5 separate regions of the Homo sapiens genome follow, and regions 1, 2, 3 and 4 are each linked to region 5. The links are chromatin loops, found by intact Hi-C in ENCODE. Cell type or tissue: heart right ventricle. All regions are shown on one strand. Links, peaks and the distances in the headings refer to the core of each region. The heading gives the core; the rest is flanking DNA. Region 1 overlaps PLCZ1 (phospholipase C zeta 1). Region 2 holds the start of LOC107984527 (a long non-coding RNA gene). Region 3 overlaps PLCZ1 (phospholipase C zeta 1). Region 4 overlaps PLEKHA5 (pleckstrin homology domain containing A5). Region 5 holds the start of LOC102724227 (a long non-coding RNA gene).

The links. Hi-C counts contacts between places; a loop is a spot of excess contacts. Peaks named below come from ENCODE experiments on the same cell type or tissue, not always from the same donor. Only the 100,000 strongest peaks of a DNase experiment are listed, where the experiment ranks them.
Region 1: it touches region 5 in a loop (2.3-fold over the local background); 4 of 110 quality-filtered maps call a loop at or near these places.
Region 2: it touches region 5 in a loop (6-fold over the local background); 6 of 110 quality-filtered maps call a loop at or near these places.
Region 3: it touches region 5 in a loop (2.9-fold over the local background); 4 of 110 quality-filtered maps call a loop at or near these places.
Region 4: a loop joins it to region 5, with 4 times the contacts of the local background. A loop is called at or near these places in 7 of 110 quality-filtered maps.

Annotation. Positions count from the first base shown.
Region 1 is chr12:18,698,956-18,705,369 of GRCh38, reverse strand. It overlaps PLCZ1 (phospholipase C zeta 1), which reads left to right. Exons shown (of 15, transcript NM_033123.4): 7 at 55-204; 8 at 3,594-3,678; 9 at 3,802-3,869; 10 at 5,420-5,576. It also overlaps a transcript of PIK3C2G not described here. Among named protein-coding and RNA genes, the nearest start is that of PLCZ1, 36 kb to the left of the region's middle. In heart right ventricle, for the core only: no CTCF peak of the experiment used is centred there; no DNase peak of the experiment used is centred there.
Region 2 is chr12:19,034,208-19,040,621 of GRCh38, reverse strand. LOC107984527 (a long non-coding RNA gene) reads right to left here and starts at 3,793. Exons shown (of 2, transcript XR_001749033.1): 1 at 3,522-3,793. RefSeq lists a silencer at 3,493-3,787. In heart right ventricle, for the core only: no CTCF peak of the experiment used is centred there; no DNase peak of the experiment used is centred there; H3K4me3 peaks cover 3,434 bases; H3K27ac peaks cover 4,873 bases.
Region 3 is chr12:18,688,487-18,694,900 of GRCh38, reverse strand. The region is part of intron 12 of PLCZ1 (phospholipase C zeta 1); the gene reads left to right. It also overlaps a transcript of PIK3C2G not described here and the pseudogene PSMC1P9. Among named protein-coding and RNA genes, the nearest start is that of PLCZ1, 46 kb to the left of the region's middle. RefSeq lists an enhancer at 3,473-4,672. In heart right ventricle, for the core only: no CTCF peak of the experiment used is centred there; no DNase peak of the experiment used is centred there.
Region 4 is chr12:19,180,759-19,187,172 of GRCh38, reverse strand. The region is part of intron 3 of PLEKHA5 (pleckstrin homology domain containing A5); the gene reads right to left. Among named protein-coding and RNA genes, the nearest start is that of PLEKHA5, 54 kb to the right of the region's middle. In heart right ventricle, for the core only: CTCF peaks have their summits at 3,526 and 4,963 (motif pointing left); no DNase peak of the experiment used is centred there; H3K27ac peaks cover 4,763 bases.
Region 5 is chr12:18,750,712-18,757,125 of GRCh38, reverse strand. It overlaps LOC102724227 (a long non-coding RNA gene), which reads right to left and starts at 3,966. Exons shown (of 6, transcript XR_001749032.2): 1 at 3,356-3,966. RefSeq lists an enhancer at 3,166-3,737. In heart right ventricle, for the core only: no CTCF peak of the experiment used is centred there; DNase peaks (open chromatin) are centred at 3,166, 3,335 and 4,421; H3K4me3 peaks cover 1,573 bases; H3K27ac peaks cover 3,744 bases.

The DNA.
Region 1 (6,414 bases), core at 785-5,784, 52 kb after region 5:
TTACAATTATTTAGAAGTTTTGATGAATAACCATAGTAATGGTTACTTTTTTAGACATCTGACTACCCAGTGGTGCTCTCTTTAGAAAATCACTGCTCCACTGCCCAACAAGAAGTAATGGCAGACAATTTGCAGGCTACTTTTGGAGAGTCCTTGCTTTCTGATATGCTTGATGATTTTCCTGATACTCTACCATCACCAGAGGTAACATTTTTTTCTGAGAAACTCAGGTTAAGAAAAAAGTCCATGAAAACATGTCACTGTTATATTGGCCTGTGAAACTGGGCTAGAGACCAATGAAAATGCTTAGTTTTGATCACGTATAGAGGTTTATTTTTGCAATGTTGCCTAGGGAATGTTCTCATGAATGCTTAGGTGAATATATTTCGATTAAAATTTATATATATATACATACAACCCACATTTTGATTGTGTCTCCTACCCCATGGGTCCACAATATCAAAGCAATTAGTATTAAGGACCAGAAATTTAGTATGTTTTACAGGCAAAAGTCCTAGAAAGTGGCAAAAGTTCTAGACTATAAATAGTCAGTACCCAATATCTCAACAGCTGGGTAGCAAGTTCCCCTTTAAAAAATCTACTCTTTTCAATTTCCCTGTCTCTATGACCCTTTCCGTCTTAATTTGAGCATACTGAAGTATTTGCTTTGAAAAATCACGTCCACATCTACCATCAGGACTTCACTTCTCTCTCTGGCTGTCTCTTTATTACTCCCTCTCTATGGCCCGGTGCAGTGACTCATGCCTGTAATCCCAGCACCTTGGGAGGCTGAGGAGGGCGGATCCCCTGAGGTTAGGAGTTCACAACCAGCCTTGAGCAACATGGTGAAACCCCGTCTCTACTAAAAATACAAAAATTAGCTGGGTGTCGTGGCATCCACCTGTAATCCCAGCTACTAGGGAGACTGAGGCAGGAGAATCGCTTGAACCCGGGAGGCGGGGGTTACAGTGAGCCAAGATTGAGCTACTGCACTCCAGCCTGGGCAAAAAGAACAAAACTCCTTCATATTGAAAAAAAGAAAGGAATTACTCCCTCTCACGGCCCAAATTTTCATTTTCTTGTCTCCTTGCAACCTGTTCAGTCCCTCTTTCTCTTCTAATTGCTTCACAGGAAAGTTCCCATCACATTCATCAAAGATTTTCTTACTGATAAATTCTAATGAACCTCTTTTAGTCTTCATCTGGTTGTCCTCTCATTAACATTCAATACTGTCGACCTCCACTTCCTTTCCCTGAATTACTTTCTGTTGTAACACCACATTCTTTAGCCTTCCCTCACTCCTCTTTGACCACTCCTGCTTAGTTTCCTTTGCTGGGCCTTTCTCCCTATCCCAAATTTTATCAGATTACAAATAAACTTTCTTTTTGATGAATAGTATTGTCTAACAACAAATAGTTTGGTTTTGACATGTCTTCATTTTTGCTAGACATAACAATATTTTTGTAATATTTGGGTATTGCCCTCTGTATTTTCCTTATTTTTTTTGCCAACTTAAAATAATCAAAAGGCTTGGGATTCAGTTAGAAGAATTTATTCAAGTGCATAGTGTAAGGGTAGCTTTCTGGGACACACAAGACAGCAAAGAATAGTAGTCATTGCTCCTGGTGTGGGAAAAAGTGAAAATTGTTTTATACAGGCAAAAACAGAGGTACAGAACAGAATTACAGTATTTTCCACACAAGGGTTAACATACAGATTTAAGATTTGATTGGCTACGGTTGATTACACTCTAAGGGGTTTGCTTAACATTCTATTGTAAAGAGGTAATCACAAGGTTCTCTATCTCTAAGGTCATTTAGTCAGGGTTTGAATAAAGAATAAGGAGTCTGGTCAATGTATAACATCTCAACACAAAGGTCAGAAAGCAATGGTCATGCACCATCGAAGAAAAACAGCTGTATTACATGACTAAGTTTCCAGGGCTGAACTTTTCTCCCTGACATAATAAATTTGGAAGATCTTCAAATTTTACTTCTTTTAACATTTTATTTAAATCAGTGAAAAATTTTCAAGTGAAAGTGTTGTGACACTAGTGACAAGACATATAGGGCTGATGATAGAACTGAGACAGAAAAAAATGAACTGTGTGATAAATGGAAAGACCACGGTTCTTTTGTGGCATAAGAATGCCCACAGACTCAATGTGTTCAATTGTGGTGGAAAGAAATAGTAAAGAATTTCGAAACATATCATCAAAGATTAAACCCAAATCATAGTCCAATTCTGGAACTTATAATTTTCAGCTTTCTTGGAAGAGAATCCCGCTTCCTATTATATATGAATCTATTTTTCTAGCATTCCCGTACATAGCTTTCATTCAAATTTTAGCTCCATATTAAAGCAGGGAGGTGCTTTTCAATGAGTAAATAAAGAATTAAAGTTACCCTGTAATCCCAGCTACTTGGGAGGCTGAGGCAGGAGAATCTCTTGAACCCAGGAGGCGGAGGTTGCAGTGAGCTGAGATCATGTCACTGCACTCCATCCTGGGTGACAGAGTGAGACTCCGTCTCAAAAAAAAAAAAAAAAAAAAGTTACTTTATCCTACAATATTCAGTCCTTGTGTGTAAAAGAATTGCCTAGAGACTTGTTAAAGGAGGCCCAATTCCAGCCCCACAATTCAAGATTCTGATTCCCTTATTTTGAAGTAGATCCTAGGAATTTGTCCCTTTCCCAAGCACTTCTGATAATATTCTTGATACATGGGATTGCAGAGTGCATTTGGTAAACTCTGCAGTGGAGAGTATCATAAGGGTCATTGTGAAAGAGGGAAGACCCAAGATGATGGAATAATTTGAATGGATGCCTGAGGATGACAAAAGAGAAAGGACAATCAAAGCTCCCTGGAGAAAAGAACTTTACTTTATAACCCAGATTTCAGCATTGTATATAACAGAGCCGGTACTTAAATGTACTTGTTAAATTAAAGAAATTATCCTAAGGGCAGGAATAACCAAGTGAAAGAATGGAACCAGAAGCCTTCAAATTTAGAACAAGTGACACTGATGGTAAATTTTGCTATGCTTCTAAGTTTGAAGGACAGAAAATATTAAGTTAATGATGTTTATGTGTAATACAGAAGAAATTTGAAGAGCCTTTATTACGAATCTTTAATTTAGTCTATACTAGATGCCAGACACTTATGATAGACATTTTAATATACCTGATTTCATTTAATACTTTTTAATGTTGGATAAGAAAATGATGAGCTGAAGCGTTTACTACCAGAAGTTGTAACATTTTCATTGCAATATCATGGTAAGTATTTATATATATATACTTTTCACATATTTCAAATTGTTGGAATAGTACCAACTTGGGAAATATAAAAAAAATGGCATATGGTAAGTCTCAATCATAACAGGCTTATTTTTTGGTGAATTACAATCAATAGCATTATATCACTGTATTCATTCCTCTACTGAGATGTGAATAGGGGTATGGGAAAAAATGGAGTTCTTACATATCTTATTACTGTAGGCTAATTGGAAATATAGTGAAACACTTTTCAGTGACTGTTACAATGCAAATTTACTTGTAAATGTGTAATTGTATCTCTCAAATTGTTTCCTTAGGCACTAAAATTCAAAATATTAGTTAAAAATAAGAAAATAGGAACCTTAAAGGAAACCCATGAAAGAAAAGGTTCTGATAAGCGTGGTAAGGTGGAGGAATGGGAAGAAGAAGTGGCAGATGGAGAGGAGGAGGAGGAGGAGGAGGAGGAGGAGGAGGAGGAGGAGGAGGATAAATTCAAAGAATCAGAAGTATTGGAATCTGTTTTAGGAGACAATCAAGACAAGGAAACAGGGGTAAAAAAGTTACCTGGAGTAATGCTTTTCAAGAAAAAGAAGGTGAGGTGGTGTTTTGTGAAAATCTTACAAGTGATTGGAAAGTTTTCTAATTTTATTCTTGGAGATTTTTTTAAAATTCTGGAGAAAAATCATTTTCCTTCTTATAAAAACTCTAGTCTATCATTTACAATTTACTTTGAAAACATCGATGGTGGAAGATGAATTTTTTAAATTGCCTCTTTTCTTATGTTAGCTGCTTAAACATTTTTTTCTCTAGGCTGAGCACGGTGGCTCATGCCTGTAATCCCAGCACTTTGGGAGGCTGAGGTGGGCGGATCACATGAAGTCAGGAGTTTGAGATCAGCCTGGTCAACATGGTGAAACCCCGTCTCTACTAAAAATACAAAAATTAGCCGGGCATGGTGACGCATGCCTGTAGTTCCAACTACTTGTGACGCTGAAGCAGGAGAATTGCTTGAACCTGGGACGCGGATGTTGCAGTGAGCCGAGATCGAGCCATTGCACTCCAACCTGGGCAACAGAATGAGAGATCCTGTTTCAAAAAAAAAAAAAAAATCTCTATAATTGATAAATATTATGCATTCTTATGAAACAGGCTTTGTGCGAAGTGCAAAAGATGCAGAGATACACAACGTAATTTCCCTGGTCCCAAGTAAAGACAAAGACAAGATTCAATATTAATAATACATAATGTTATATGTATATACATTAGCATGATGAAAGAAAGTATATTAGGTTGCATGTGACACAAAACCAATCCAGCTGGTTTAAATAAAATGATAATTAATTAATTGGCCTACATAGATGAAAAGTTCAGTGAAAGGGATTTTAGTTTAAAAAATGACTTGATATAGTGTCTCACATAAAGTCAGCAGAACTTCAATTCTTTCTCCAGCTTTGCTCCCACTTTCTCTGTGTTGGTGCATGGCTATTGCAAGGAGTCAGCTTTATATCATTTCAGCTTCAAATCCAGTGGAATGCCTATCTCTTGGCAGAGCAACTATTTTTTTTTTTTTTTTTTTTTTTTGTACGTTGGCTCTGATCTGGTTATGCGCACATCCCAGAACCAATTACTGTTGCTAGGGGAATGCAAAGCTCTGTTTAGCTGGCCCAATCTGCCTGACTCATACTTGGATTGAGCATGAGCAAGAAATGTTTTCCCAAAACAAAACTTGGGAAATGGCTAAAAAGAAGTGTAAAAGAAATAGATGCCAGGTTGTGAAATGGCAAATGTTCGCTATGTAATAGAAGTCATTTCAATATAAATTTATTAATGACAAAAATTCCTAAAATTATAAAATTCATGGGAATACACTGAGATCTTTAGGAAAAAAATAAATAGTAATAATTGTGGTCCTCAATACTTATTACATTAATCATGATTTTTAAATTTAAGCTAGCTTATCTTAACATTAAATATTTTTTTGTTCCCAAAAATAATCATATTGAGTTAATCAAATGGTGTTTGAGGAGATAATCTTATGAAAAGATGAAAATCATTTGTTTGAAAGTGTATTTTCTTTACTAGAAAAAATTTTTTTTCCCAATGATTAGCATAAAAATGTAAAATTACTGCATTTTATTTTTAGACCAGGAAGCTAAAAATTGCTCTGGCCTTATCTGATCTTGTCATTTATACGAAAGCTGAGAAATTCAAAAGCTTTCAACATTCAAGATTATATCAGCAATTTAATGAAAATAATTCTATTGGGGAGACACAAGCCCGAAAACTTTCAAAATTGCGAGGTAAATTTTTGTGACTCAAATAGATGAAATGTTTAAATGAGTTAGATTCACTGCTAGGGTGTTAAGATTGCTCAATGATATTTATAAAATGTATATTCTCATAAAATTTCAACACATTTAACATAATTTAGAATGGGGTTACATACCTCAGGTCTCATTAAGTTTTATTTCATGGAACTTAGCCATTAATTAACTTTCCTAAGCCATGACATTTTGATTGAGAATGTCCGATGTGGCCACATTTGTTGAGGGCTGGGGGGCTGTGGTGAGCAGCTTGTATAGGAGAGCAGTGACAGGGCTGCAGAGGGAGGCAGAGCCGAATTAGAAGGCTTGAACTTTGTCCTGGAAGCGAAGGTGCGCAGGAGAAGATTGAACTCTCAGGAGTGGCATGATCCACTCTATTTCTAAACGATACCTCTGATAGCAGCCAAAGGGTGAGATTGCAGGCAGGAAGGCGGTAATAAAGATTTCTGGCAGTGAGAGTGGAGACAGGATGAACTTTGTGGATTTAATAGGCATTGAAGAGGGTAGGGTTAATCAGACTTGGAGGCTCTATGCCTATGGTGAAGGAAGGGGAAGAAATGGCGCCCAGGCTGGACTACCAGATGGCTGTGCAGAGTGTGCATGCCCCACTGCACACCTGTAGAGGTGCCATCTGTCTCTGCATCTTCCTTTCACTGCCTCTAATTCTAAAACTGAGGTGGTTATTCTGTTTGGCAGTGCCCAAGGTAAAACGGGGCCTGAGAAAGAGAATAGAAAGAAGACTCATTATGTGGGGAATGTCCCAAACTTAAAAGGGAATGAGCAACTAACTTAAGAGCCAGGTGACTCTGCTAAT
Region 2 (6,414 bases), core at 442-5,441, 280 kb before region 5:
TCACTGACTTTAGTTTGAGAAATTATAAGAGCCAGAGGCTTAAACATCTATGTAAAATAAACAAAGGAAATAAAAAGAATAGAAGACAAAAGATCAACTGAATGGAGGGCATATCATTAGGTGGGAAGCTCTCTTGAAATTATTTGAAAAGAACAATTAATTCTCTCCTGACAAATGTGCCATGGGAAGCCAAGGCCTCTGGTACTGCTCCTGTTTTTCTCTAGCCTCAGATTTTGGTCTCCCTGCCACGACGCTCATATATCTAGTGAGCAGAAACATTGTTCTTCCATAATTCCCACAGAGGCTTTGCGACTGGATCTCTTTGAGGCTACTACCTACCTCTCCTTTTGGGGCTTATTTATTTCTGCTTAGGTACAGCTGGGAGTTGCAATTTCCAACCGGCAGCTCAAGTGTCTAAAGCTCTTTGATGTTTTCATCATTGCAGAAAAATTAAACTAATCCACAGATTATGAAATACATGCTAGAAGAGCACTTGAGAGAAAAGATAAAGAAAAATCCCCAAATTGAGAACAGAGTACAAAGTGCTAAAGTACTCAAGTGTTGTTGAGAACTCCAAAACAGCATAAAAGTCTACCAAATACAAACTCCTGAAACTTCATCATTCTCTCTTACACATATTTTTACTATCCTTTGGAACTTAAAAAAAATACGATTGTTTAGCATTTTTGACAGCCACCAAGCGAACAGAATAAAATGTAAAATTCAATTTCAAAAAATTGATAATTCTGAGCTGCATTAAGAAAGAAAGTATTTTAGCAAAACATCCCAAAGTCTCTGCTCTACAAGTTACCTCCTCTGGAGAGCTGTAATAATATGACCTGTTCTGCTGAGTGTCATGTGATGCTTGTTTTGAAAATATTTTGCATTTCTTAGATGAAGGGCACGCTTTAACACTTCAGATTACAATAACACGGCGTTACATTTCAGCTACTTCAATTCACATCAGTCTCACAATTTGGCAGAAACATTTTTCATCCAATCTGCATTTGTTCTGGTCACCCTGAGAATTCTATTTTTAGAAAAAGGTCTTTAAAAAGGAAGCACAAACACAGAGTTTTAAAAGATATTATCTTGAAACCTATTCATGTTTTTCAGATTTCTGTCCTATGAGATGCTAGTTAATTTTTACGGAGGGTCCTATCTTGCCTGAACTGGAAAAGCAAAAAGGGAAACAAAAGAAAAAGCAATATAGAACAGTAAACTCAGGGAAATCTTTTCTCTTCTAACTCTTTCAGGAGTAGAGAAAAAGTAAGGGTGGAGAATTATTTGTAGGATTATATTTCATATTTTGATTTAAATTTTACAAGGCCTGTTTATAGAGAAAGAAAAAAAAGACCCTGACTACCCTGAAATGCTTATTAAATCTAACAGCATACCTGCTACAGATTAAATGCCAGTAGCTCCTTGACTCATAACACTTTTGACATCCCAATATCTCTCTGCACCGAAGTATATCACTTTTATTGCAGTAAATCAGAAAAACATGGGAGTTTGACACACAGGTTGGTTAAAAGCAAACAAACCTAAACAATTAAACATTTTTTGAGAAAAAACTTTGAGCTTGCAAAGCTTACGACACTTGTCATAAAACACAACCCTGATTCTTTGATAACTGCGTGCATCACTGCTTAAAGAGCACTGGAATGGTACTTTCAGTGGAATTTTTAAAAAAGAAATCTTACCTTGTGATCTCAAAAGAGTAAGAAAGCTCTCTTTTGCTAAAGGGAAGTTCTTCTAGACAGATACTTCACCATAGTGAGGTATTTATTGTAGCTCATTTTTATGAATCCAGCAGCCTCAGCTCAGAGGCATTTTTGGAGAGGCTAGAAGAGGGTCCAGTTAAGGACTCGGACCTGAGGCAGAGGGGAGACTGGTGAGGGAATCAACAGCTGAAGGTGCAGCAGCTAGTGGAAAGGAGCTTTATTTGGGAAGACACTGTTCTCCTGGGAGGCCAATCAGGCTTATAGTGAACGACTGTGGAATTTAGAGGCTTGTGAATGTGGGCAGGCATCAAGGCAGGTTTCAGAAAAAGGCTCCAGTCCTGTGTCGTAAATGGAGGGCAAAAGGGAACCCTGAAACTGTAGCCAGAACTTGGCCCTGGACGATAGTGCTGCAGTGGGCAAATCTGTGGTCTAGCGGCCTGGGACATGCCAGGCAGAGGACATCAAACTTAGAGCAGGAAGATTGATTTCACACTCTGCCGCCTGGTACATCTGAGCCAAGCCTAGTTCTATATAGAACCTGCTCAGGCTAGATTCATCTCTGGAGCTTCAGCTGTTGGTGTCAGGGCCTGCAACTGGGAAACTGGAAGAAGTTTCCGATAAGTCCACTTGTTTCGTCTCTCCCAAGCCACTTCTGTATTATTCTGATCTATTTTTCACCAAGAAGTCAGAGAGGTCCTTCAAAATGTGCCTCATCATTTGACCCCAAACCTGTTCAAATTCTGTCAATGTATTCCTTAGGACATTAGGCTAACACCAAACCTTAACGTGGCCTACCAATCTCAGTATGATTGAGCTTTCCTAATTCATCTGGCCACTCTCCCTATTAATTTCTGCCCTTCAGCCATAGTGGCCTTTTCCCAGCTGTTTAGTGCCCATGCTCCAGCTTTACACTGTCTACTCTGCCTGAATTTCTTTTCCCCACTCATTTGCTGAAGAAGAAACTTGTCCTGCAGCTCTCAAGCCAAAAGTCACTTCCTTATGGAAGTGGAGACTGGGTGAAGTAAGATTTCTTTCATTTTCAAAGCAGTTATCACAACAGTGATCAAATAATTAAGTGTATAATTAGTTGCTCAATGTTTGTCTCCCCTGCTAAGACTGAAAGCTCTGCTAGACTAAGACCACTTTGATGTTCCATTCCACTGTACACTCAGTGCCTACCGATTAAAGACCTTTTGCAAAGTAGGTGCTTAGAAAATAGTTACTGAATAATTGAGTGCATGAAATAAGGGATGAGCATCTCACTATCACATCTTAAATCACAATGGGATCCTTTCTGCACATTTGCAAGGCTGGCCCACTGTAAGGATCAGTCTTGGCCAAGCATTCTATCACATGACATTACAACAAAGAGTGTAGCTTAACAACAAAATAAACCATATCGATGGCTTGCTTCATTTACTAAATTTATTTTTCCCAAATTCTTTTCTTAGAGTTGGACTAAAATTGTTTTTTAGAGAATGAAGGAGAGAGAACAAAAGAGGCAACAAAATACCTCATCAGTCTTCAGGAATGGATAAATCAAATTGAAACCAGCCCAATTCCCACAGAGCTGATATTTTTGGATTTTTTGAATAAACATAGAAATTGGTCCTCCAGGTCTTAAAACATGAAACTTACATTTGTCTTATCTGAGTTCCATCCTCAGGAAACCAACCCTCAGGCAAGGGACTGAAACGTACCAAAACACTACACCCAGACAATGAGATGCCCGACCTCCCATTAGTCAGGATTGCCTCCTTTCCCCTTCCTAATTCCTGTTTTCCAGCACGTACTTACATTCCTCCTCCTGATACATAAAGCCCTCAATTTCAGTTGGTAGGGGAGACAGATTTGAGACTGATCTCCTATTTTCCTGGGCTGACATCGCATGAATAAAAAGGCTTCTTTCCTGGCAATCCTCCTCTCACTGATTGGCTTTCTGTGTGGCATAGCAACGACCTCACCCCTGGTGTTTGGGTAACAAAATGAACACTGTGTTGGTGGCTTTTTCCATGTTCAATCATGAGCTGCTAAGTTTAAAGTAGCTTTCCACAAAATCGCATCAGTCAACAAACTGTTACTCTCATCAACCTAGAAGCTTTGGAATGTTATAAGAGGCCCTTATCTCACCTCCCTGTGGTAATATTGGAGTTGAAGTGCAGCAGCTGACATTGTACCAGTCCACAAATGGAAAAGGAAAATGTGTGCAGGGTTTCCTGACAACTCTGCTCAAACACTGTCAAAAACTACTGCATGTGATGTAGGAGTTGCAAATAGCTATCAATTCAAACTCTAAAATATCTCTTGAATCTGTTCTCTCTTCCTACTTCTGTTCATATCCCTACTTTCACTACCTTGATTTGGACCCTTTGTCATTCCTTGTCTGGGCTATTTTTTTTTTTAAGACAGAGTTTCGCGTTGTTGCCCAGGCTGGAGTGCAGGGGCACAATCTTGGCTCGCTGCAACCTCCACCTCCCGGGTTCAAGTGATTCTCCTGCCTCAGCCTCCCAAGCAGCTAGGATTACAGGTGCGTGCCACCATGCCCAGCTCATTTTTGTATTTTTAGTAGAGATAGGGTTTCACCATATTGGCCAGGCTGGTCTTGAACTCCTGACCTTGTGATCCACTCTCCTCTGCCTCCCAAAGCGCTGGGATTATAGGCATGAGCCACCATGCCCTTCCTGTATGGGCTATTTTTAACAGTTGTATGTTTTTTCTACCTTTTACGTTTTCTTTCTCTAATCTTTTCCCCACCTTGCAGCCAGAATTAGCTTTCTAAAATATAAGTACAGTCATTTAATTTTCTTAAAAAATTTCTATGACTCTTGTTTACATGAGTGATTTTAAAACTTAAAAATAACAACTAAGCTCTTCTTCCAAGTTGAAAATCTAAAAGAGATACATAAGAGAGAAGAAGTGCAGTGAGGTGGAGTGGTGGGGGCGGTGTGCAGAAACTTGACCTTTTGACCCACCCTGTGCTTCCATTAGGGCACTTTTGGGAACCTAAAAGTCTATTGAATGAAAAATAGCTGGCCTCATAAAAGCCAGTCTCTTTGGACAAACATCCATGAGTCTTCATAATCTGACCACACTTCATTCTTCCAACATAACCTCTCACTAGGGGTTACATAATCCACCCACTCATAATTCTCCAGTACTCCCATACTCCATGTGTTTTCATTCATTTCTACTTGGCATATTCTGTTAGTGCTGCTTGGAAAGGTCATACTCTGTTGGACAATTTCGGACTTAGTTTGATTAAAATCCCTTCTGGAAGTCTTTTCAGACTTCCCCAATCAGAACTGGTCTCTCTCCACCACTCAACTTTGGCTCTGTACTTAACCCCATCACAGCACTTAGCACATTGTATTGTCTGTCTTCCTACTTGATGTCAGAAAATATTTTAATTCATCTTGATAAAAGTAGTGTCTTCCTAACACAATGCCTGGCTTATAGTTATGCATTTGCTGAATGCAAGTTGATTTTATCAGGCTTTCTCAGGAAATAAAATTCCTAGGGATGGATTCAATATAACTTTTTCCTCACCACCATGTCCTTCCCTATCACAAAACATACCTACACACTTAAGATACTGTTTTTCTTTTCTCCCTGATTTTAAGTGTGATATTATGATTTACAATAAGAAGTATATACTAGGTCTTTGTAGTTTCCTGGCACACAGCTCCTATGAGTCTTGGAATTTGAGAAGTGGTTGGTGTCTTTTGTGTGCTAATGAGATGATTGGTGGCTGGGGCTCCTGGAAAGTGTCCAGTGGGGGCTTGTTGCCAGGGTGAACCAACCACGTGATTACAAGGTTGAAACTTTTAGCCCCACCTCCTGACCTAAGGGAGGTGAGAAGAACTGGAGATTGATTCAATAAGCAATGGCCAATGATTTAATTAACGATGCCCAGTGAATCCTCCCCTAAACCTCAAAAGGAGAAGGTCTGGGGAGCTTCCAACATAAAAGTGCTGAAAGGGTGGCACATCTATTGGGGGCATGGAAGTTCCACATCCCTTCCCACATACCTGAGCCTATGCATCTCTTCTATTTGGCTTCCTGAGTTGGATCCTTTTTATAATAAATGGGTAACAGTAAGTAAAGTGCTTTCCTGAGTTCTGTGAGCCGCCATAGCAAATAATCAAATCTGAGGAAGGGGTCGTGGGAACCTCTGATTTACAGCCAGTTGGTCAAATTACAGGTGATAACCTGAAGTATCAAGTGGTAGTGTGGGGCAGTCTTGTGGGAGTGAGCCCTTAAAACTGTGGATCTCCAGGTAGATTGTGACAGAAGCTAAATTGTAGGACACCAGTTGGGTCTGCAGAGAGTTGGAGAATTGCTTGGAAAATCCCACTCGTCTGTTGTCAGAAGTGAAGACATTTGAATACAATTATTATGTATCAATTTTAAAAAGACACCCTTTCTGAAAAGAAATAGATGTTTTAGAAGATGATGTAGTTTGGCTTTGTGTCCCCACCCAAATCTCATCTCGAACTGTAATCGCCACGTGTTGAGGGAGGAACCTGGTGGGAGGTGATTGGATCATGGGGTGGTTTTCCCCATGCTGTTCTCATGATAGCAAGTGAGTTTTCATGAGATCTGATGGTTTAAAGTGTTTGGCAGCTTCCCCTTCCCCCTGCTGCCATGTAAGATGTGCTTGCTTCCCCTTTGCCTTCCACCATGATTGTAA
Region 3 (6,414 bases), core at 509-5,508, 62 kb after region 5:
ATAAATTTTCTTTTACATTTTTTGGTTATTATATAAACTAGATAGTGTACATTAGTATTTTGAATTCCACTGATTTGCTTCAATTTCTTTTAAATTTCTGTTAATCTTTTCAGGTACTATATGTGGGTAGTATTCCAGCATCCTTCTATATCTGAAAAATGTCTTCCTGTTGTAATTTTACATGAATGATTATCTGCCTGTGAATTGACATATTGAGGCTAAAACCTTCTCCTCTCAAAGTTCTACTATATGATTTCATTGTATTTAGGCATTTAATATTGTGAGATACAGGTCTCAGTTCAGCCCACTAATTACTTTGTGGGCATGTTACTTTTTCTCGCCTTTGATGAATTTTACCTGGAAATTTTAGGAGCCCTTTTCTTTTCCTCAGTCTCCACAATTAGGCTTTTGTAGGTCAGGATTCTTCCCCCCATATGTCTGTGAATATCATTTGATTACTTAAAAAGAAAAATTATCCATATGTCTTTCTCCAGTATCTGTCTTCAGTGTCTGTTAATTTGTGTCAACTTTAACATATTCCCTTTTCCTCTGCATGTTGGGAGAGCTTTTTTGTTTGTTTGTTTGTGAAAGAGCGCGCTTTATTGGGAAGCAGACTGCTGCACAGTGACCAACAGACAGGCCACCCAGTGGGCACTTACACATCGTACTCCAAAAGACACAGGATGTTTTGCTAATAAAAATCAATGGGAACAGAGATTCCTCTGGGCAACTCCCCCAGCCTCATCCCTTTCAGGGACTGAGAAATCACCCAACCATTTTCCTGATGGCAGCCGTAGTTCACTAGAGATACAGCCCCTCAGGGGTGTCTTCCTGTTTCTTATAAAGAACATTTTCTTTAGATTTTTTGAAGTCTTCATTTGTTACTTTCATTCTACGTTCTCTTAAGGCCATCAGACCAGCTTCTGTACAGACTGCCTTGATGTCAGCACCAGAGAGGTCATCTTTAGCCATGATCAAGTCGTGCAGGGTTACATCATCAGCCAGCGTCATCCTGCTTGTGTGAATCTGAAAGATGGGCTTCTTCGTCTTTTCATCAGGCAGGGGGAACTCAATCTTCCTGCCAATGCGGCCTGGTCTGATAAGCGCTGGATCCAAAGTTTCTATTTGGTTTGTGGCCATGATAGCTTTCACATCTACCCTAGAATCAAATCCATCCAACTGGTTCAGCAGTTCCAACGTTGTTCGCTGAATTTCTCTCTCACCACCAGAATTGGAGTCATATCTTTTTGTCCCAATGGCGTCAATTTCATCAATAAACACAATGGACGGTGCACGTTCTTCAGCAACTCGAAACAATTCCCGTCCGAGTTTGGGCCCATCACCTAGGTACTTCTGAATAAGTTCAGAGCCAACCACTCTCAAGAAAGTGGCTGAGGTTTGGTTTGCTACTGCTTTGGCTAACAAGGTTTTACCTGTGCCAGGTGGACCACAGAGAATGACCCCCTTGGAGGCTTTATACCCATCTCTTCATAATATTCAGGATGGGTGAGAGGAAGCTCCACAGATTCCTTAATTTCCCGAATTTGGTTGTCCAACCCCCCAGTATCTGCATAGGTCTCTTGGGGGGCCTTTTCCACCTTCATCACTGTGACCAGGGGATCCATGTCATCCATCAGCACCCCTATCATGGTATGCACCTTGTGGTTGAGCCTGACCGAGCAGCCAGGTTCCAGAAGATCCTTGTCTGCAAATGAAAGAATGCTGATGTAGTGTTCTGAGCCCACAGATGTAGACACGATGGCATGATTGTCATCAATGATCTCTTCCAAGATTCCTACTGACATTGGGGTCCCCCTCAGATCATCCACTTTTGATCTTTTCCCTTCTTGCTTTTCTTCTAATGGTTTCATTTGTTCCTGATTTCTAATGAATTCTTCCTCCATGAGAAGATAGTCTTTAATTCTCTCTAACTTCAGTAATTTTAACTGGCACTGAGTGTGAGGTGTCACCAGTGGCAGTTTGCTGGCAGCATCTGGTCCCTTTGTTTTCTTCTTCTTTTTCCCCACTGTAGTTGGTACAGGAGGTTCATATTTCTTTTTCTTGTCCTTGAGTTGTTAGAGCTTGTCATCCTTCTTGCCACCTCCAGGACCATGACCACCACTCTGACTTTGACCCATCTTGCCTTGGCCTGGGAGAGCTTTTAACATTTTTTCTTTATGTTGATGATTCAAAGTCTGTATTTGATTTTGTTCTTTACTGATTTCAATGTAGAAATGATTTTTTTCTCCTGCATAATTAGTCCTCCTGCCCCATTGCGGTTGACCTCATATTGCTTCCTTTTTATTTCTGTCTGTATCCCACCTAGCACCTTTCCTCCAGACTCTCGTCTTATTATTTTAGCTTTTATTTTATCACATCCTGTAAAACCTTATGGAGCATAAAAGCAGTTGTCTAAGATTTGTTTCCATTAGTAAAGACTTTTCAAAACGTTTTTCTTTTTCCTCTATAACCTAAGTGCTATGCTTATTTTCTTTTTAAAATGTCATTAAATCTTTTGAAAAACCTCTAGTTGCTTTTTCTCTCCACTTACTTATGAGCAGTTCTATTTTAGGCTATAACTGTACCTGTTGTTTGCAAATCAATAGAGTGGCTATGGTTTCATTGGTCCCTCTTTCTATTTAACTAGTTACTCCTAGAACTGTATAAACCATCTCAGATCCTACCTGGAATTTTGTAGTGTTTATGTTTCTGTCCCTGGCCAGCAATGTCATTACTTAGTGAAGCTCTGCCAGCTGCTGAGCGCTCCTCTGCTCCCCATTACCTGGCTGTTAGAGTGCAAGAAATGCTGGGGCCTCCAGAATGTGCTTCTCCTGCGACTTTTCCTGGCTCAGCTCCTTTTTCCACCATCGTAATACCACAGGATTTGGGAAGCTACACTCCACGTCTACTTCAGGACCTAGCCACTTTATCTCAGCTGAGAATGGGAGGATTGAGAGCTGTTTTCCAGAAATTAATGTGGAAAGTATAGCAAAGATGACCAGGACTAGAATGATCCTGACCATTGCAGGAAACAGTGCCTGTGAAGTATGTAGCTGGCTTTTGTATTGTCTGTTAAGGAGTTTGTGACTCTGATGTAGAAGCATTTAATGGATAGGCAGCAATTGCCTACAACACTGGATTGTTGGTACTCCTTCAAGGTCTGGCAAAGAATTAACTACTGACTTCACTTTACAATGCTATTATAATGTTGACATCTTTTTGTAGTTGATCTGGTAAAAAGAAGTGGCAAATCAGCCACTTTGAAGAGCCCTTCCATTTCTACACACATTGCTCTTCTATGCTCTGGGACTGGACTCTCCTTTTACCCCCTACCTTCCAAGTGATTGTCATTTTTACTTGTGGCTTCCTCTTTCTCTGCCTTCCCTTAAGATATTTATGTTAACTAAAGTCTTTCCTTAAACCTTGTCTCAAACTATTCTCCTTGGATTCTGTTACATAAACATTCATAGTTTCACCACCAACAATGCTCAAGTCTTTAATTGGACATGATTTTGGGAATCTAAAGGCATATTTTAGCTCACTGAGCATCCTTACCTCCTTAATCACCATTCTGTCAAATTTAAAATAGTAAAACTTGAACATCCCTTCCTAATCAAATCTACTTCTGCTCTTACTTAAATGTCAACAAATTGCCCCATTCTTCCACTCTGCTCGGACTAGAAAATTGGGAACCATTCTAATCTTTCACATCTCCTTCACATCCCACATCCAGACCAACGTTAAATTCTGCTGATTCTATTCCTAAATATTTTCCTTCTCCATTCTCTTGATCTGACCTATTTTGCTGCTCTCCTGTATCAGGAATTTACTACCTGTCATCAGGTCTATTTCTTTGGCTTCCTGATGGTTTCAGGTAGCCTGTCTCAGTCCTCCATATCTATTCTCCACAAGTTGACCGGAGAGATTTTGCTACAGTGCTAATATTATCATGCATACGTAATATTTATTTGTGTCTCTTGACTACTATCTTAGTCAGGCCTTGCCCTACTTGCCTAGCCCTATCTCTCACCACTTCTAGCCTTTCATCCTGTTCTACAACCATGTGGAACTAGGATCCTTCTCTAACCATGACTCACCTCCACGAATTGCGTAGGCTCTTCCTGTGACTAGAGCATTCTTTCAGCCTTACCTGCCTATTTCATTTTGACTCAGTTTTCAAGACTTAGGAATCATGTCTTTTTGAAAGCATTTTCCTAGGCTAGGTTAGCTGTGCTTCTTTTCATAGCTTTGCTGTTTTCCGTAACACCCTCTGCATGCATATATTATGGCATTTATCACAAGGTTTTATAATTGTTTATTTACTTGTAACTTGTCTTCTCCATTTGTCTGAGGATTCTTTAAGGATAAGAGATGTGGGCTGGGTATGGAGGCTCACATCTGTAATCCCATCACTTTGGGAGGCTGAGGTGGGCAGATTACCTGAGGTCAAGAGTTCAAGACCAGCCTGGCTAACATGGTGAAACCCTGTTTCTACTAAACATACAAAAACTTAGCTGGGCATGGTGGCATCCAACTGTAATCCCAGCTACTTGGGAGGCTGAGGCAGAAGAATCGCTTGAATCCAGGAGGCAGAGGTTGCAGTGAGCCGAGGTCGCACCGTTGCACTCCAGCTTGGGTAGCAAGAGCCAAAGTTCGTCTCAAAGAAACAAACAAACAAACAAACAAACAAAAAACAGATGTGTTTTGTTCCACCTTATTTGTGCCTTACACAAAGTATATGCCCAATATATCTAGGTTCATTGAACAAATACATTATTTTTCCTGTTATGAATAGTAAAGAGAACATATGTGCTCTTTTATTGAGAAAGTGAAGGTGGAAGGCAGCTAGTGTGCACAAATGCTCACAAGTGCCACGTTTGTATTCTGAGGAGTCTCTTGTTGAGGTGTAACTGGCATGGAGAGTTAATGATTCTCCAGGAAGCTGCTGCCATGGCCATGTGGGTCTTTCTCTGTTGCCTCTATCACTCTAGGGAGCTTTGTGATTACTTTATGACTTGCTCAGATAGTAGAAGGCACGATTTGGGAATCAGAGAGCCAAGTTTTACTATAAGCTTTCTTAAGTTCTTGATGAAGGCATTTGACATTGCTGCTTTACTCTTCGTCACCTGCAATCTGAGAGTTTTGGTCTAGGCCAGTTATTTTCAAATTTATAAAAGCTACAGGACTGCTTTCTAAATCCAAAATCTTATGGGTAAGGCCAATGGGTAACAACAGAGTTGACCACTGAGGGCTTATTGTTTGATATCCCTTCCTCTGCATTGGCTCCTGTACAAACAAATTTGTTAATTTATTTACAAATTATTTGATCAATGCTCCCTAAACCAGGGGTGTCCAATATTTTGGCTTCCCTGGGCCACGTTGGAAGAAGAGGAATTATCTTGGGCCACACATAAAATACACTAACACTAACGATAGCTGATGAGCTTTAAAAAATGCAAAAAGAATCTCATAATGTTTTAAGAAAGTTTATGAATTTGCGTTGGGCCGCATTCAAAGCCACCATGGGCCACATGTGGCCCGCAGGTTGGACAAGCTTGCCCTAAATTCTCATTCAGTTTTCATATTCAATTATGTTTTTCAAAATTAGATAATTTTTTTTTTCTTTCTGGAATGAGGTACACCGAGCTGAACCTACTCCATTTTGGGAAGGGTCTATTACCTGTAAAGTGATATTTAGCGGGTCTATAGTGGTATTGGGACCAGTGTACTATATGTTTATGGCCATTGTTCTTTCTAGTTACTTTGATGTCTAATTATGCTGATGCCCATTCCATGCTGATTGCTAAACAGTTGCATAGTCATACTGGCTTCTAGCTAATGCCGTAATCTGTGGAATTAGGAAAAATCACACATTAGTGTTTTTTCTTTTCCTTTCTTTTCTACTCCTTCTCTCCCTCCTTCCTTCCCTCTTTTCCTTTCTTTATTCCTTTATAATCAAACTTAATTATATATTTGTTTCTCCTTATGTAACCTTCAGAAATTGGAATTATGCCTCAATTTTTATAACTGCGTTTTTAGGCTTATATCTTCTATCTCTTAGCCTAAGTCAGTACATTTCAAATATAGTTTTGTTGTGTGCTCATTTTGTTCCTTAAATTATAACACATTTTTGCTTCAACAATTAGCTTGGCAAATACAAGTTTAAATACAATTATTATTAATTACTTTGTTAAGATTTTTTTGATACCCAGTCCCTAATATACATATGAAATAACTGATTTTGTGAAACTCAGAAAATGCTATCACAGGGAGTTAAATGGTACATTTTTTAAAAAGTAATATTTCTATTGCTTTAAATTTTTTCCAGCATATATATATATATATATGAATTCAAAAACAGTACGTTATCAGAGTAACTCGACCTGAATTCCCTGAAATGTGATCATAACAAAT
Region 4 (6,414 bases), core at 679-5,678, 430 kb before region 5:
AGCGGGCTTTTGGAACTTCATTTGTAAGACCTCACATATGTTAACTTGTTTCTAATGGCCAGAATGCTACTAGACAAGGCACTTTAGAGTACTGATAAAGACATTCATATAGAAGATGCTCATTACATGCTTGATACATCAGTGAACCAATAAATGCAGGTGGAATAAAAGAAACTATAATGCCATAGGTGGTTAGAGTCATAGGACACACATCTTTGTAATTACTTATTTACAACATCTCTTTCAACCACCAGAGGGCAGAAACAGCATATTGTTATTCCTCGACCTTCTGATTTAACAAAGCATTTAGAAGGAATAAAATATAAATTCTGCCCAAAGAGAAAGGAATGTTTCTTAATAAATAGGAAGCTATTAAATTCTGCATACAATGCCCAAAAAAGCTTATAGATGAAAGCTCAGTTAGAATATAGGACTTCAAGGGGTGGATACGAACCATAAATGGTATTCTAAAAAAGGAAGAAAGCAAAAAACAAGAGGTTGAGAGCTTTGGGTCAGTTTCAAAAAAACATGACCAGAGGGAATGTAGACTGGACTCAATTTCAATCTAAACTTTTTACTCTTACTCCATTTCTTCTAGCTACTAATTAGAAAGTAGTTGGCATTATTCTATAGAAGAAAGTAAATTTGGTATACTAAATTCGAGCTTATTTTCAGTTATTCACGTTATTACCATCCAACTTTCTTGTTCTATTTCATCAAAACGAACATCATTGTGAACCTGCCAGGAGCTACATCTACTGCCAAGTGCAGTGACCAGAAAGAAACAATCACCCTCACTGTGGCCAACCTAACTTAGAACTATTATCTGACTGCAGATGTGACAATGTCCTTTGATATTTTATTATATATCAAGTACTTCCCAACTGCTCTGTTATTTTTAATGGTACCACCCATCAAACAGTTTATTGAATTATATTTCTATATATCGTCATTTTCTACTGAACTGAAAGCTTACTCCTAACAAAATTAGCACAGCCATTTTCCTTTTTTCTTCAAGTTACCTAACTAAGCTAGAGCCAGGGACAACTAGCCTTATTATTAGTATTTTATGGGACCTCTGGCAAATTACGTTGTATCTATGGGTTTATGGTCTGAGTCCTAAGACATGTATGTGGTTGGCAAGTATATTTATAAGCCTAGAGAGACAGATAACAAATGAAATGCAATCCAAATATTTCACAAAGGATATTCTTATGAAAGAGACTGAAGAAGATAAATGTGTTAATTCTTGATTAATCCAAAAGGCATTAATAAAAATATCCCATCCCCTCAACTACAATAAATAACAAGATTTTATATGTATGTGTGTGTTATTAATTAGTTAATGGCTATCCTTGGAACAACTTGATCTTCATTACTTTTTGTTTCATTGGGCCCCTACAGATATGGAGACTCCCGAATCATTTGCATTCTTTAAGATATGTTAAGTACACAGGCATTCTTCATGGGAATGGGACTCTTCCAGCCTCAAATAACAGAAAATCCAATTCAAATTAGCTTAAACAAAAGGAGGGAATGTATTGGTTCAATTAATTTAAAAGTTCAGGAGTAGATTCAGGAATGGCTAGATCCAGAGACTCAACTAATATGATAAAGTGTGTATCTATCTGTCTCCGTTCTTTACCTCCTACTCTTCTCTCTCCTCCTCCCAGGCCATCCCTACCCCTCCTCTCTCTGTCTTTCTCTCTGTTATTGCCCCATGAGGACAGCTCTAGGCTGACATCTTTACAGCTTCAAATCCAACATAAGACATTCTCGTTCTCCAGAGCTTAAGGAAAGTCCCAGGATCTAGTATTACTGGTCCAGCTTACATAATGTGCACACCCTGGTCAATGACAGGATCAGGAGGTATGGAACAAATACTGACCAGACCTGAGTATAATAACAAGTACTGAATAAGGAGTTTTTCTCCAAGGTAAATGTGAGTTAGATTCTCAGAAGAAACAGAGGATGGACAGGGCACAAAAGAAATGTACGCCATCTCTGTATCACAGTTTCAAAGAGGTCCATTAATCTCCTCTCCAAAGTGAAGAACCAATGTTAAAAGAAAAAAAAAAAAGGTATAGAGAAGAAGTACATTTCTAAAATGTCGATTTAAATCTAACCCTGCACTATATTGCTCACAAGTAACTGATACCTTAATCAAATACAGTGCCTTACTCTGCTTCCTCAACTTGTAAGCACTGCATTTGCCTCCACCGACTATATAACAATCACTTCTTGAAGTACTGTTTTGTCTTCTGACTGTGGCTTCCAGGACCTGCATTAGCGGAGTTCTACCTCTCTGATTTTTATAGGTATTCCCCAGTGTCCTCTCCTCTTTTTCTATCTTATCACTTCTATTCAAGTAACTCTCAAATATTCATTTCCAGGCTAAAAATTCTTTGAAAAATTCCATTCCCGCATTTTTAAAAACCAAATGTAGATCTCAAAACCTATAGCCACACCCAAAATATTCAAAACAAACATCACTTATTCTCTTCAACAAAATTAGCCTTTCCTACCTCTCAATCTATCTGTGAAATGATCTGATCATTCAGACATTCTGTCTTCCATGAAGACTTCCTTCCCCTCTCTCTTCACAAGACAGGGGTATGCTTTCACAGCACCCTACTCACCGGCACAGTACTTATCCCATTTCATTGTGATGACTAGCTTACTTACTGAGCTCTTACACGAGAATATAAACTCACTAGCAAGGGCATAGCTGTATCTCACATGTACATCCTACATCCAAGTACAAATAGCCAGTACATAAAAAGTCCCCAGCAAATGTTTAATGAGAAAGGGGCAGAGGGATTCATTTTTATTAAAGATCTGTCAGCCATAAAACCAGATTTTTGGGGGTTTACTATTCAAATAGACTATGGCTTGATAAATAAGGTCTAGGCAACAAGACTGCTACCAAAATTTATACAGCAAAAAGTCAGGGAATAGAATGAAAATTTAAAAATCACTACTTTCTTCTTATCTTTTTCATAGCCATTCCCCGAGGATTTTTAAAATTACTTTTAAAATAATAATAATAGATATTAAACACTAGGAAACTTTGTTCCTCCAAAGGACTAAAAACAACAGTCCATCCATAGGCACCAGACGTGGTTTCTGTAGAGGCCTTAACAAATTTTTCCTTATAAGACCAGGCACAGTGGCTCATGCCTGTAATCCCAGCACTTTGGGAGGCTAAGGCAGGTGGATAATCTGAGGTCAGGAGTTCGAGACCAGCCTGGCCAACATGGTGAAACCCTGTCTCTACAAAAAAACACAAAAATTAGCTGGGCGTGGTGGTGCACACCTGTAGTCCCACCTACTCGGGAGGCTGAGGCAGGAGAATCGTTTGAACCTGGCAGGCAGAGGGTGCGGTGAGCCAAGATCACGCCACTGTGCTCCAGCCTGGGCAATAGAGCAAGACTCCATCTCAAAAAATAAAAAAAGAAAGAAAATAAAAAAATTTTCCCTTGTAAGTATCAAGCAATCCAGCTGCTGTTCCTTGAAACACCAAGAGATGGCCTTTTGGGGCAGAGCAGACTGAGAACAACTAACTCAATCATTGAAACCCAAACCACTTGCTTCTCAGTGACATGCCTCTTAACATTAAAGTGTCGTTACAATCTGAATTTTGGTTTGAGAAATTCATTATTATCGGTTTCTGTGACACTAAACATACTACTTAATATTCTACATTTTCTCACCTGTAAAATGATAATACTAATAATTATCCCACAGGGTTGTTGATAATAAGTGAACATGTAGGAAAAGTACCTAAAGCACATTTGGTGCTCATGAAAGAGAATATGATAACAGTGGCTCTCTGGCACTCAGAGGAAACTAAGGTTTGCTGGCTTCACTAAGCTGACACCTCTTTCCAGAGTCAGCTGATAATGATAACAGCTTTCTTTAATCTATACAAGGGAGATACTATTTATACTCATCTATCTATCTATGTAAAATACAATAATATTTCCTTTTCATGACTCCTTAAGTTGTATATAATTTTAAACAAACTTGCACATTGAATTCATCCTTGCTGTTTCCCCCACTCTCCTTTTAATCTCCTTTAAGTTAACCATGTTTTGGTGTTTATTTTCACTAGTGGTTTTTAAACTTTAATTAGCAACAGCTCTGTTTCATTGCTCTTCAGAAATTTAACTTTCAAAAAACATAAACTTGTTTTGTTCATCTGTGACGAAATGACAACAGCTTTGTTTTGTGGGACGTTTAAACATTATTCTCTTTGATTTTCTTCTTAAGACTGTTCACACTGACACCAAATAGTTGCAGTCTGTGTTGTTTTAGTACATTACACATAACCTTAGAAACCTTATCCTATTCAGTCTGGCATTTGACAGCAAATAAGAAAGTTAAATATGCTGTATTTCTAATATTATACTTGTTGGGTTCAGTACTTATACTTATTTTTGTTTATTTCTAAGCAGCAGACAAAATGTTTCTGGTATTTTATTTCTTCTCCATTACTTCTGTATAATTCTGACGGCAATAATGCAAGGCAACATTAATTCAATGTAAAGCAGGCACTAGAAATATGGTAAGGGAGAAGAGGAGGGTCTAGTCAATGCTACTTCGTCTTGCTATTGTTAGAGTACTCAAATTAAAAGTACATTTCAACTTCCATTATTAACTATAAGCAAAATTACAAATAACATGGACATTTTCCTAAAACCACCTTGGTTCCATTAAATTTTGTCATTCATTTTAAAGTTCCCATATACAACACCTTTGCAAGAAACTGAAGCTTTTCCTTTAGGAAAGGATTGATGGAAAGGATTAATCTATGAGAATACAGCACAATCAAAACATCAAAAATGCCAAAACTGTCTCACTGGCAATAATAAAAGAAAGAAAGAAATCGCTTGGATGCGAAAAAACAATCTGCTTCACAGCTCAAATTCTAGAAATGTAAAGAAAAAGTGCCCTCATCTGGCCAAACAAAAAACTTAAAATTTTAGGAGCATGTGTTAACTCTTGCTCAAGACTAATTTTCTGGGCTTTAATTGGTATATAAATAAGTCTTAAAAAGTAAAAATAAATAATAACCCAACAACATAAATTTTTGCTGCCTTTAAAAAACATAACTGTTTGCTGCTAAAAATAACTACTGAAACCATAAGATAGAAAGCAAATTATGTAATATATAATCTCTTGAGAGCAAGGACTATGTAGCAGTAATCATCTTTGAGCTCACCCAGATCTAGACACATAATCCTCAGTTTTATTTCTGATGAAGCTAATGAATGTAGTCGAATTGCAGTTGAATACAAATTGTCCCAATCAGCAAAAACATCCTTGACATTACCCATTACCTTACCTTAGTTGTCTTAGATTAATAATTTGTTCTCTAAGGGGCTTTTTTTGAGTCAGAGTCTCACTCTGTTTGTTACCCAGGCTGAAGTGCAGTGGCGCGATCTCGGCTCACTGTAACCTCTGCCTCCCAGGTTCAAGCACTTCTCGAGTCTCAGCCTCCCGAGCAGCTGGGATTACAGGCGCCTGCAACCACACCCGGCTAATTTTTTGTATTTTTAGTAGAGACGGGGTTTCACCATGTTGGCCAGGCTGGTCTCAAACTCCTGACCTCAAGTGATCCACCCGCCTAGGCCTCCCAAATTGCTGAGATTACAGGCGTTAGCCACCATGCCCAGCCCTAAAGGGCTTTTTAAAATATCAAAATAACCAATACAGCCACATTAATGTTTTTTCAGCATCACCTTTTACTATATTGAGTTAGTGGTATAGTAAGACTTCAAAATCTTTATTTCAATGCTATACAATTATTGTGCTTTATTCAACAAGAGATTTCAAAAACTTTAAAAGATAACACATTTTAGGTACTGTTGTTCTACTTCATTTAATCACATTATTTTCCTTTAATAATCTTATCTTAGTGCTAAATTTAAGTTCCTTTACAATCTAAGCAGAATTCAATTCTAATTCATACCAGTACTGGTCTGTGGCTATCCAATGTGCTATAGTCTTCCATTTCGTTATACCTAGTTCAGGTCATCTCAAGTAAATAGTGAAATATTACTATAGAGTTCTTTTTAATCTGATATTTTCCATTATATTAGAGAATCAAAATTGATTTTTTTTTTTTTTTACAATTTCAACTATCTGCCTATCCATGTGAAACATATAAAACTTTAGAATGGTGGTTCTGAATGCTGACTGTGCACTGTGGAGTTCTTTAAAAACAGATCCCCAGGCTCCACACCAGAGGTGTCTGACTTGGGTCTCGGGTGAGCTTAGGCTTGAAGCTGTGGCTGATGTTTTTTAGGAGCCGTAGGTGCATATAAAGCACAGTCTCAGGAATCGGCTTTGGAATACAGTTTAAAAAAAAAAAAACACTATATTTTTCAAAGATATATATTTTTTAAATAT
Region 5 (6,414 bases), core at 734-5,733:
TTCATGTATATATATATCAGACTCCTCACTATAAATAACTCATAATTTAGTCTTGCAAATTAAGAAATAAAAATGGCATTTGATCATGTCAATTTATTAGAAAATGATAAATTACATTATGTAGATATGAAAAATTGCAGTCTTGGTTGCTTTTAGTAACTTACATTACAAGATATGACTTCTAATTTATTTCACAGTGAATTTTATATTTCTGAAAATACGTGTATTATCCTTTTACTGGAAGTTAAAACTTGAGGTCTGATTTTTTTTTAAGAGTGGCTGATGGCTGACATTATTAAATGTGGGTTGGCTTGCTTAATTAGGTTATATGGTGGATATTTCCCACTAATTAAATGAGCATAACACTGCATTTTGTTCCTGGATGTTGACAGTTTTCAAAGATGCATTGAGTTGAATATTTTAATTTCTCCCTCCCTGCCTAAATATATTGAATTAAACACAACCCCTTTCAGTGAAAGAGCCACTGGTATAGGCTTGTCATTGAGTGAGTCATGGTAAAGACTTTGTGCTCTTAGCGCTCTTCCTTTCAGAAATTGAGGATGTCAGTGGCTCTAATAATAGAATAACAAGTCCATTTTCAAATATATTGGTTTCTTATTGTTTGCTTTCAATATAACAGAAGGGCTGGCTAACAAAGTGTCCATTGACATATTATTAAAAATAATGTTTGATGATAGACTACTGTGATTTTTTTGGTATAAAATTCAGAAGAATTTAAAGAACTGAGTGATATTGTCATAAGAAAACTCTTTCCCATTCACTTTTTTTCTGATCAACGTTGCTCATTGCTCATATCTATGAAGTAAAAATAAAAATAGACTGGATGCTGAACACTCTGTCTTTCTAGTAATAACTAATATTCATTGATAGATATATAAACTAATCCAAAATAAATGAGCTTGATCCATGTCAGTATGAATTGTGTTTTCAATAAGTTTAAATTTTTATCTTTAAAATTACATTAAATTTGTTAATATCTTTATGTTGTTTTGAATAGTTGTTTATAGAAGAGAAAATTTTTAAATCTTTTAGACTGGTGGGCACAGGAAAAAATCATACACATGTTTTTGTAGCAAACATGTATGACAGAATAATCAGTGAAAGACTTTTCAGCATAAAAATGTATTAAATTAGTATAAAATGTATTGGTGAAATGACATAGAAAGTTCAAACAGAGAAAGAAACTACATAAAATTAGGGAAGTGTTCGTCTTTTTTTAAGAAAATGAATAAATCTAGTGTATTTAGATTCTGCTGCATACTTAAAAAATCTGATAAAAAGATTTTATTTGAAAATGTTGATATTTACAATATGTCTCAAACTACATGTTACTTTTCACTTTTTAAAAGATAAATCTTAAACATCAACTTAAAAATGTACAAGAAGATACCTATTTTTCTAAAATTCTTCCAAAATTTTAGGGATTTGTCAGTTGAAGTCCTCTATCTTAGGGGACCATGTTTTCTTGGTGATAACTTTTAAAGTCTGTCTTTTTCTTTATTGAAGGAATTATTTTTGCCTGGATGGTGGCCAAGCCTCTTTATCTCCAAGAGGGGACTGCACCAAGGTCCTCAGGAACATGACCACATTAGTGGTTGAATCAAGGCCCTTCAGCCTGTTCTAACTTACTACCCCAGCCTTGCACTGTGGCCCCCACCAGAGCTCCATACTCTCTCCACATCAAATCTCTCAGTCTGTGACAATATCAGATCCTTTTGTACTTTGGTGCTTTGAACCTTACGTTTCTTCTGCCTGCAGCCATCATCTCACTGTCAAAGGCAAAGGCAAAAACAAAGACAAAAACTAAAACCCAGAACATGTAGGGAGATTGATTTTATTTGGAATTTTGCAATACCAAGAGCACCCCAGATCTGAGGATCAGAGCGTGTCATCAGGGTGGTTTTGCCTTGGATTTTATAACAAAGAGCTTGTCTAAGCTATATGTGGGATGACTTCACAGTTAGGATTTTTTTTTTTTTTTTTTTTTTTGTAATCAGGGGGAGACTCAGTCTGTCAGGTTGTTACTGGAAAGGGGTTCCAATCCAGACTCCAAGACAGGGTTCTTGGATCTCGTGCAAGAAAGAATTCAGAGCTAGTCCATACAGTAAAGTGAAAGCAGGTTTATTAAGAAAGTATAGGAATAAAAGAATGACTATTCCATAGGCAAAGCAGCAGCACGGGCTGCTCAAATAAGGATACTTATAGTTATTTCTTGATTATATGCTAAACAAGGGGTGGATTATTCATGAGCTTTCCAGGAAAGGGGTGGGCAATACCCGAAACTGAGGGTTCCTCCCCTTTTTAGACCATATAGGATAATTTCCTGACATTGCCATGGCATTTGTAAACTGTCATGGTGCTGGTGGGAGTGTCTTTCTGCATGCTAATGCATTATAATGAGCAGTAAGGACAACTAGAGGTCACTTGTGTTACCATCTTGGTTTTGGTGGGTTTTGGCTGGCTTCTTTTCTGCAACCTGTTTTATCAGCAAGGTCTTCATGACCTGTATTTTATGCCAACCTCCTATCTCATCCTGTGACTTAGAATGTCTAATCTCCTGGGAATGCAGCCCAGTAGTGATAGGGACAGGCGGCAAAGAAATTCTGGGCAGAAGAGGGCAGGTCCCTGGTAAGGGCCCCACCCTCAAGCCAAAAAGCCGGAGACTGCAGCCCAAAGTGAGAGTTTACATCGCTGTTTTCCTGCTTGAATGTTGCCTTTTCCAACACAACCCATAGACCCACCCTGCCCCATTCTGTGCCTGTAAAAACCCCAAACCCAGCCGGCAGAGAGAGGAGAAGCAGCTGGACGTTGGCTACTACTGCTGGGTGTTGGAGAAAAGTGGCTTGACTTCAGAGGGACAGATTGACAGCTTCTCTGGTAACTTCAGAGAGGAATCCGGCAGGAGATAGCTGGACTTTGGGGGAAGAATACCTTCCCACTTTATCCCCTTTGCAGCTCTCCTTCACATTGAGAGCCACTTTCATCTGCAATAATATCCCCCACGTTTACCATCCTTCAATTTGTTCACATGATCTCATTTCTCCTGGACACTGGACAACAGCTCGGGAGCTGTGAGTGTGGATGCAAAAAGACTGTCACACTGACCCTTTGCCTTTGTTGGCAGAAGGCAGCTGCCTCACATGAAAAGGCAGAGGGTACACTGAGCTGTTAACGCTTAAGCTGTCCATGGAGGGAAGAGCGAAAAGAGCTCTCTAACACTCCCTCTGGGGCTTCAAGGGTCGTGGGCACCCCCGCAGTGCTGCCGCTGAGCATGCACAGAGTTTGCTCTTGCCAGCACCCAGTAGCACTCACCCTGGCTCCTGCACCCGCTTACCTGTGTGCCCTGTCCGACGAGGGGTGGAAAGCAGCGGGTCTGAGTGAGTGGAGTTTGCTCTTGCCAGCTATGAAGTAGCCAGCTGATTCTAGCACTCGTGTATTCCAGTTCCCGCCTTGTTGGCTTGCTCACTCCCTCCTATGAGGAGTTGAGAGCTGTGGGCTGAGTAAACGGGGCACCCCTGTTGCGAGTTCCACAAAGGGGTCAGTGAAATGTCCTGCTTCAGTAGGTCTCAGCCTTATTTTATCCAGCCAGTATTCAAGTTGCTCTGGTTCGAATGCCTCTGACAAGATGAACAAGAAATGTTTATCTCTGTGTCAAGCTAGTTTTGGGAGGATAAACAGTTCAGCTAATTATTTATGAAACAAAGACAGTTTTTCAGGGTCTGGCTTTGTTATACAGAAACATTTGTGAGTCTTATGTGAGTTAGGAGAAAGAGTGAATTTTGAGTCTCATGTGTCACCTGGGAAGGGGATTCTTTGCAGTAAACCCTTTCCCAGAACACAAAAAGGGTGAGGAATTCTGGAAAGCTACTTTTCAGAACCACAGGGCATAGGTAAATTTCAGTGTCACCAGCCTGGTTAAACCTTTGGGTCCTAAGTACTTCCTTTGTCAAACTGAATCCTCAGGCTCCCCAGGAAATAGAATTGAGACAGGGATTAGCTTGCCGGATGTTTACTGGGAGGTCCTTTTGGGATTAACAGCTGTGGAGAGCAGGTGAGAAAAGCTGTTTAGGGTGGAACAAAATTCCACAAACCAAATCTGGTTCATGGCCTGATTGTATTTGGCCCTGAGATAAGTAAGAATGGTTTTTACATTTTCAATGGGTTTAAAAAAAAAAATAGGCTATCCGACAGAAATTGACCTTATGTGGCCTGCAAAGCCTAAAACATTTTACTCTGTAGCCCTTTCAGAAAAAATTTGCCTACTCCTAGGTTGGAAGGGGGACGGGGAACTGCTGATTCAGTCATAACAAAGGCCTTAGTCAATCCTCCTGGGAACTTGGAAGCTGGGATGATGCTGCAAAGTTGTCTTGAACTGGGGCAAAGGGGTAGGATTTCCCATGTGGTCTGCTCCTGGGAAGGAACCTTATCTTGATGAGGCAGCTGGAGGACGAGTGCTTCAGTCCTCCAGGGAGGGTGGGGGGTGGTGGAAGCATTCACTATGTGAGCCTTCTCTAACTTCCTGAGGGAGAGTTTTTTGCTCTCCTTTCGTCTCCCACAGTGTGAAGTTTTTGCCTAATTAGTCCTTTACATGCCAGTATCCTCCTCTCAGCTGGGACCTACCAGGAACAAGAAGAGTGTGCAATTTCCTTTTGTGCTCCTAGTGCGTAATGTAGAGTCTGGCATAAAGATTGGGCTCACTAGCTATTAACCGAATGAGGAAATATTCTTGCCTTTTATAAGACTGAAATATGGAAAATAATCTGTCTAGGCATTCATAGAATAAGTGGAAGGGTTTTTTAAGAGTCAGATATCTTGTAAACCAGACCTTTGTTTATTTTTATGAAATGGATATGAACGGATGCATGACATTTGAATACAAGAAAAGTAGAATGTCCAATTTCAATCACACACTTGGATTTGGGAGAAATTCTCCCCCTGGCTTCATAAGCTGCCCTATTAATGTTCCTGACACTTCCTGGCATGTGGTAGGAACAATATGGATTTCTCTGCTGGACTTTGATTAGCTTCATTTATCTCTAACTTCCAAACACAAAACTCACTATCTCCTGCCACTCTTCAGATGAGCCAACTTAATTCGCTTCCTCTGGACCTGAATCAGAAAAAGCTGTTAATTCTAGGACAAGGGATTCTAGATCCTGCTTACCATGAAGGGGAATATTGCTTTATTTATTCTTTGTATTGATTGAATCTATAGGAACAAGAAGCAAAGGTACTAATTTCTCAATATTGCTCTCTGTTAAAATTATTATCTCTGAATTGCAGGAAACATAGAGATAACACCTGAAGTTACAATAACTATCGCTCTTTAAAAGGTCCATAGCAAGACTCTGTCTCAAAAAAGAAAAAGAAAAAAAAGATCTTCAGCTCCTGGAGAGCAGAGATCATTACTCATATTGTTTTTCAGTCTATAGTTCCTGTTACAGGGATGTTTTCAGGACAATAACTTGTAGAATGAATTGATGGGAAGTAAATTCTTTGTGATATGTCTAGTACTATAACACAGTATGGGTTAAAGTTTATGCTTTGCTCCACCAACAGTAGATGAACTGTACTTGTTTCAGATATTTTCACATTCTGTAGACTTTTGGGGAGAGTTTACTGTTGGCATCATTTGAAGTTTCTACATGGTCGCTTTCCCAGAAGAAAGCTAATAGAGTGGGCGTGCAGAAAAAGAGAATAGTTTAATTTGACGGACAGCACACCTAGGTTTCTAACTCTGGATGTAGATGGACAGCATTGACAGAGGGATCAAGAGGGACTCTGTTCTATTCTACTGACTCCATATTCTCTCAACATAGCCATTCCAAATACCTTTTGGCTTCAGTGCATACAAGTTGTATTTTAATTATATGCTTAAAATGTAATTGTATATATTTTGAGTTTGGTTATCATAATGCCTATAGTATTTTCTAGTGCTGCAGTATGAACTGTGCATTTCTAATGCACTCTATTTCACAGAATCACATATCTTGGGGTAGATGTAAATTGGCTGTCCAATATTAAGTCTTCGGCTGTCTGTCCTTTGTGCCAGAAACTCCAGGGCATCCTGGGAATACATGTGATTGTGTTTCAAGGGCACCAAACCATCTACAGTACCTATTTGAGAAGTGTCAACTCATTTTCTGTTATACTGTCATTTCCCAGAAAAATATCACTAATAATTTTACAGCTAAATTCCTTCTAATTTAACACTCTGTTTAAAGAGAAATGGATTTTTATCTTTGTGGTTTTGCTTTTTCTGACATATTCATTGAACTATAATAAGTAAAAATTTTAAAAATGAGTAGTTCAGCAACTTCTTTTTGTTAATTTTCTTCACCACCAGGAGACTAGACCAGGCAACAAGATAGATATGAACAAAGTTGAGGATTA